Regions from separate parts of the Homo sapiens genome. Here region 1 is linked to region 2. Evidence: chromatin contacts called from ENCODE Hi-C data. All regions are on one chromosome and are shown on one strand. The core of a region is the stretch at or near the end of the contact, and the rest is flanking DNA. Distances in the headings are between cores, read along the strand shown.

The links. A loop is a pair of places that touch in the nucleus more often than their neighbours do. Pooled maps may share reads with other maps.
Region 1: a map of CD4-positive, alpha-beta memory T cell shows a loop between it and region 2 (14-fold over the local background). The contact joins the promoter of SENP1 here to the promoter of LINC00938 in region 2. A Hi-C loop is called at or near these places in 2 of 168 maps with a recorded cell type or tissue (CD4-positive, alpha-beta memory T cell and naive thymus-derived CD4-positive, alpha-beta T cell), 2 of 37 single-sample maps with no recorded cell type and 10 of 50 pooled maps.

What each region holds. Positions count from the first base shown.
Region 1 is chr12:48,104,040-48,107,391 of GRCh38, forward strand. SENP1 (SUMO specific peptidase 1) reads right to left here and starts at 2,040. Exons shown (of 18, transcript NM_001267594.2): 1 at 1,989-2,040. It also overlaps a transcript of PFKM not described here. RefSeq lists enhancers at 1,037-1,912, 1,418-1,627, 1,913-2,786 and a silencer at 1,768-1,907.
Region 2 is chr12:45,726,646-45,729,968 of GRCh38, forward strand. LINC00938 (long intergenic non-protein coding RNA 938) reads right to left here and starts at 1,276. Exons shown (of 1, transcript NR_028408.1): 1 at 1-1,276. ARID2 (AT-rich interaction domain 2) reads left to right here and starts at 3,061. Exons shown (of 21, transcript NM_152641.4): 1 at 3,061-3,283. The coding sequence starts at 3,192. RefSeq lists enhancers at 1-866, 572-1,291, 867-1,829 and silencers at 2,342-2,761, 3,272-3,323.

The sequences.
Region 1 (3,352 bases), core at 790-3,289, 2.4 Mb after region 2:
GTCTCTACGAAAAATACAAAAATTAGCCAGGTATGGTGGCAGGCACCCATAATCCCAGCTACTCGGGAGGCTGAGGCAGGAGAATCGCTTGAACCCGGGAGGCGGAGGTTGCAGTGAGACAAGACCAAGCCATTGCACTCCAGCCTGGGTGACAGAGCGAGACTCTGTCTAAAAAAAGAAGAAAAAAATATATATAGAGAGAGAGAGAGAGAGAGACGGGGGGGGGGGGGGGGGCGGAGGGAGGGAGAGAGAGAGAGAGAGAGACGCAATGTTAGCTTTATCCAGGACCAAGATGTGGTTAGAACAATTTATGATATAAGAAGGGTGTGAAAGCAACCATGTGAAATCACCCTTTTCCAAGTTCTGAAAAACAATTATGTGTACAATAGTTTGTACTATATCGTCATGTGTTTGAGGTTCTTTCCTTCTATTTTTACATGTAATCTCTCCCAATCACTCTAACACCTTAAATACCTTAACACTCTAACGCCGTAAACCCTAAGTGTTCAAATTCTTTCATACACATTCATTTACTGTGCACCGACTACGTGCATTAAGAAAGGGTCCCTGCCACTGAGCAGCTCACTGTCCAGTAGGGAAAGCCAGATCCATAAACAGGTACCGCAAGACAGTAGAGCTGGTACAACTGATAGAAGATGTAGAAGTTGGGAAGAAAAGGACAAGAGTTCCAAAGCCGCAATGCAAGTCAACAACTGCATTCCCTTAGCCAGAAGTAGCAGAACCTGTTTTTGTACCCATCCACTCCCTCTAGACAACTCATTAGATGAGTGACATGAAGACCATCTTTGCAGTTGGGATAATTAATTGAAGTCAGTTAAAAATGAATAAGCCTTCCTAAAAGGGACTAGAGAGGAAAAATAAAGGGTGGTAGAGTGTAAACTGGAAGTAGGTTAAGGGATCATGCTTATAGAGATGCTTAAAGTTGCGCTTTAACTGTAATTTCAAAGTCAGGGTAATCTGTATTTCAACATGAGTCCTTAACACAAATTATTTTTATGAAGAATAAAGATTTAGGAGATGATGAGATCTAATACATCCAGAATAACCAATTATAACAAAGACCCTCAGTCAAATAGTTGGTAGTAGATAAAAGGCTTTATATGAATATTACAAGAATCACCACCACTCCAAATATAATAAGTGTACCAAATATGAAGTAAAATGACTTTAACAAGGCTGACTTGAAAGTGATAAAGAAGCAAGTTACTGCTAACAAGATAGTGGAAATACTGCACAGGCACCGATAAACAGAAATCACCAAGCTCAAGGAAAGAGAAACGAGGCATAGATCCAGAGATCACGTTAGGGTACACCAAGAAAGAGACGGTTCAAGGGAATTACCAGGAGGCGATGAGCCAGGTAAGCAAATTGTGGCAGTTAAGGGGATTTTCATAACCTGAGCAGGAGGGTCCAGACGTTTCTTTCTGATGGTGGCACTAGCGATATCACATCTCAGGGAGATACCACAGAGTAGGAGAGTTGGAGAAATGTTTACGTGAGACGCAGAAGTAGTCAAGAAATATCACTCGGGTCTCAAGGAAGGCGGGAGATGAAGCCGGTACCACAGAAAGCCGAGCTTCCCGGTGAAAACAGCTCTCCCCAGAGAAGACCCAGCTCTGGCGGGAAAGCCCCGGAATCGCAACCGGCCTTTCCCCAAGTACGGCTGGGCGCTGGGATGGGGCCTGCTGTAACGGCAGGGAGACGGTCTCTCCGCGGCCCAGGAGAGAGAGACCAGAAGGAACGGCCTCAGGTAGCCTAACGGCCACCGGCGGCCACAGCGCGGCCACCGGACAGCAGGGGGGAGGGGAGGTGGTCCCAGGGGGCGGGGCAGAGGAAAAGGCGCCGGCCCCACAGTGCTCCCCGCTTCCGCCCAGTCCAGCCCGGGCCGGCTGACCGGGTCCGACACAGTCTCCTGGACCAGGCTCCCTCCATCCTCACCCCTCCCCCAGCTTCCCGCCGCCACTCACCGAACCGGAACCGGCTGCCATGCGAAGGGGTTTCCGGCCGGGCGCGGAACGCAAAACCCGGGAACCGCCGCGAACCGGAACCGCCTTCACAGCACCGGAAGAGTCGCTAGGTGGCTGAAGAGGAGGGGGCTGGGGCAGGAGGTCAAAGAACAGAGTTAAGGACCAGTGGGGCGCCTGCGCGGTGTGGCGAGGCCCGAGAAGCGAAGGGAGCATTTAAGACTAGTCGTAATTTCTCAGTACCCTTTTCAGTCTGGGCTTTTTCGCTTTCTCGTACTCGGAATACTGTTAGTGAGCCCTTCGTCCTATGCTTTTCTCTGTTCCCTCTGCTCCCTTACCCGCCGCCTTCTGGTTCCGCCCGGCGAGTTTTGCTTGCTTGCGTTCCAGTTTCCATGGCAGCTTTTCGCGGTGGCCCTAAATCTGCGGAAACCTGTGGCTTCCCCCGACAGATAGGGACCTGAGATCTAAATCGATCTCAGGCTATCTCGTGTTTTATTGAGAATCACAGAACGTTAGTGCTTGTAGAGGTTATTGGAGATACTTTAGTCTTACCAGGTTCAGAGAAGTGAAGTGATTTCCCAAAGGTTTTAAGTGCACGGCCCATCTAGGACTAGGAAACAAGTTTCTTAACTTGCAATCCTGTACTCTGCACCACCTCATACTTGATTGACCATTCAGCAAGCAAACAAACAAACAAACAAGCAACTTGAGGACGGATTAGGCTAGACTCTGGCAAGATGTAGAACCTTCCAGAACTCTGGAGGAATTTGAAACAGGCAGAGCTGTGAGGAAAGCTTTTGGGAGCCCACTAGAGATCTGCTTTTCTGGGTAGAGATAGAGAAGGACCCAGGAATCACCTGTGACCTTTGAAGGGCTTTGTTGTTCCTGGGACACATTGATTAACCTGGAATCTGCCATACTTTCTAAGAGAACATAATGGGAAGAAATATGTTTGTTCATTCAGGCTTTTTGTCAAGCACCTCAGCTTGGCAGGCCTCTGGACCCAGGCCCTGTAGAAGTCTTAGAGAAATGCCCCCTTAATAGGTCCTTTACACCCAGATCACAGCCACAGGCACAGTCTGAGCTCAGACTTAAAGAAGGGCAGTTTCTGGAGGCCCCCAGCCTTTCTGATACTCTCAGCAGCTTGCTGAGTTCAGGGTTTCCTCCCCTGTCAAATACATCAAAGTAGATTATTTGTATTGCCTCATGTGCTGATACTTTTATATTATATTGTCAAGTCCTAAGGCCAAGTAGTCATGAGTGTAGCTGGTCCATGTCAGTCACTGACATCTTATTTCACAGCTCTGTTCGTTTGGATTAAACTCTGTCTCTATTTCTAGGAGGCAGCCATGCATAAAGACGAGTTT
Region 2 (3,323 bases), core at 26-2,525:
GATACTTGCTCTGAAAACACACTATCGTATGTTTGTGTATGTACACACACACACACAACAGTGACTTAAAAGTGGCAACCGCCTCTTGAAAAGTAAAAATATGTCATCCCTCCATTCTGCCCTTAAATGAGAAATAAAGACAATAGATTTGCCCACTGCAGACTGGGATACCAGAAAAGACGTTCTAAGTCTCGCCTGAGACAATATTAACCTGCTATCTTAAGTCCCAACTTGGATGACTTAAATTTCAGTGTACGTGCCTCCGTTCCCACTCTTGCCCCATCAGCTCCATCAGCATCGTCATCCCCGGCTCGGATCCCGGCCGCGACCCGCCAGGGCCGCCGGAGTCCGCGAATACCGCCCGCTCCCAGCAACGAAGCTCCCCGGCTCCCGGCCGACCGCGAGTTCCTGGAGCAGCAGCCTCCAAGGTTCCCAAAGCCCACGATTCAGGCGAGCGGTGCCGACCGGGCCGTGGACTGTGGCATTTTAAAACTACAGAAGTCTCACTGCACGACTGGCGCGGCCGAGGTGGCCCAGGAGACCCTCCAAGAGATTCTGGTCAGCTGCCGGGAGCGTGGAAGAGCAACCAAAGCCACCAAGGCGCCGCGCCAAGTCCCCGGAGCAGTCACCTCAGCTTTCCGTTCTCCCTCTAGTTACAATTACTCCACAGGCTTCTGGCGCTTCCTTCGAGAAAATGAAAAACTAAAAACGCGTAGAGGTGGTAGAAGTCGTTGGCATTTTCCGTTTAATGTGATCCCCCAGGCTCCATCCCTTAAGTGGGGTTTCCAAACTCGGATGCATCCTCAGCAGAGGTTTTCCATGTTGACAGATCTCTCGCCTCCCACAAAATGGGGCCGGGGAGGCGGCCGCGGTCTCCTCTATGGGCGCCGCCATTTTGTGAGGCGGCGGCGGCGCGGCGGCAGGAGCCCGGGGTGTGTATAATGGTTGAATAGAATGACCCCCTCCAGGGAATCCCCGGCACTGACGGTTACGTAAGGGGCTGTGCGCAAGTGCGGCGTTTAGGGAATCCGCACAGCCCGGGCCACGCAGCTCCGAGGCCCACATCTCCACTTCCCCTAAGAGGACCGATGGGGGAAGGGACAGCTGACCGGGTCTTCCTCGCAGCAGCCTCACCCCTAGTCTTCCGCGGCCGGCGAGCTTCTCCACCTCCCCGGGCCGGGTCTCCGCCCCTCACAGGCTTCCGAGACACTCACTGGCCCTGGGTTGTCAGGATCTTCCTAGCCACAACCTTATTCCGACCCCACTTAAGAGACAAACTTTAGTTGGGAAATAAGTCCGTTTCCTAGAGTGAGCACCGGAAGCAAGCTGCACTATATTACATAATTTTTCACCTCCAAAGCAATGTTCCCATTGGAACGACTACCTGAAATAACCCATCCAGACCCCTACTACCCTGTGACCTTGGGTTAGGCAGTGACTTTGCCCGTGGTGGCCGTCACTAAAATGGGAATAATAATACGTTTCACGTACTGTAATCTTAATTAACATTTGTAGCAAAGAGCCGGCTCCAACACCCCTCGTAAATGCAAATTTAGGTGGTAGTATTTGTTGAGATGTTTTGACTCATTTAAGCAAAGGGTTTTTTTAACCTTCAAAATATTTTAAACGAGGATTACATTTAAGACATTTGAAAGCAAGGAAAAACGTTTTATTCGGTATTTATTTTAAACGCAGCAATCTTGAAGAGACCTTACTATAAAAATGTAAACCTTAATTATTATTGTCGAAGTTCGATAGATTGCTTCCCAACCAGTTTAGTTAGTTTGCATAACTTTGCTCATAGAATACTCCAGTTTGATATGTGAAGCCAACCAGCGGCAAGATGAATTAAGAGCATTACTCTATTTCCACAGAACTAGGACAGACAGTTCACATTGTATTTAACGTATAGTTTGCTAAAGTTAGCGTGTGGATAATTCATAGAAAATGTGCTAACCAGGCCCCAAAATACTAGCATACGGCTCATAAAAGCCGATTCCTTTAGATTTTACAAAAACAGAAGGTAACAAATTGACTTTATTCCGATCTGTGAATGTTGCGTAGCGTGAGGGGCTACCCCGGTGAGCTTCCTTTCCCTTCAGAGCGCCACACCGGTTCTGTCGGGCGGGCGGGGACTCCGAGGCGGCCCTTCCAACAGCCGGGCCGGGGACGCGAACATCGCCTCCACCCCTAACCCTGGAACAACCGGTAGTGGCCGTTTCCCCGCACCGCCCCCCTTTCCGCCGGCTTTGTGTGCGTGTGAAATGTGCGGCACATTGCAGACGAACCCTAAGCCCGGCGAGTCGAGTCTATTGTTCCCCGCGAGGATCTGCCGGGGCGGTGTGGAGCCAGGCGCAGTGCCGCGGCCAGCCCTCGGGGGTCGCTGTGTGGCACTGGCTGCCAGGCCGTGGCGGCGGCAGAGAGGGAGGCTGGCGGGGAGGGAAGCAGGCGGGCGGCGCGCAGCGGCTCAGCTGCCGCCGGTGCTTCTGCCCGGGGACGCCCCGGCCTCAGCGGCCGAGGCCGCGCGTGAATGTGTGCGAGGGCCCCGCGGAGCCGGGGCCGAAATACACGCTGTCACCGCGCTTTCCACAAACCACCACACAGACCTCCCCCTCCCCACCCCCAGCCCCGCCTGCCCTAGCCCCGCCGCCGCCGCCGCCGAAACTCTTGGGCCTCTGGCCGCCCAGACCCCTCACCATCGGCTCGCCTTGCCCGTCGCCCGCTCGCGCGCCCCCGGCAGCAGCACCATGTTGAATCGCGTCCCCGGGCTGAGCTGCCTCAGCCGGCGGCGCTGAGAGGCGGGCGAGAGCCGGGCCACGGGGAGGGAGGGAAGGAAGGGGTGGGGGCCGCGCTCGCCCCGCGGCTTCGCGCGGATCCGGCAGTCGCCTGCCCTTCTAGTTTCGCTCCGATTTCTTTAAACTTTTTTAGAAATTCCCCTCCCTCCTTCCCTCCTCTCCCCCTGGCCTCCTGCTCCCTCCTTCCCCTCCTCCTCCTCCTCCCCCTCCCTCCCTCCCTCCCTGCGCCGCCGCCGCCGCCGCCGCCGCCGCCGCCGCCGCCACCGCCGGCCCATGACTGAGCCCCGCCGCCGCCGGCCGAGGAATGGGCTCCGGGCTCTGGTAGGAAGCGCTGGGAGCGGGGGGCGCTTTTAAAACACCGATCTGGGTTTTTTAAAAACCTCCTTTGAAAAAATAATGGCAAACTCGACGGGGAAGGCGCCTCCGGACGAGCGGAGAAAGGGACTCGCTTTCCTGGACGAGCTGCGGCAGTTCCACCACAGCAGAGGGTGAGAGCAGAACCGGGGGGGCAGCGCCGGGGCGAGCCGG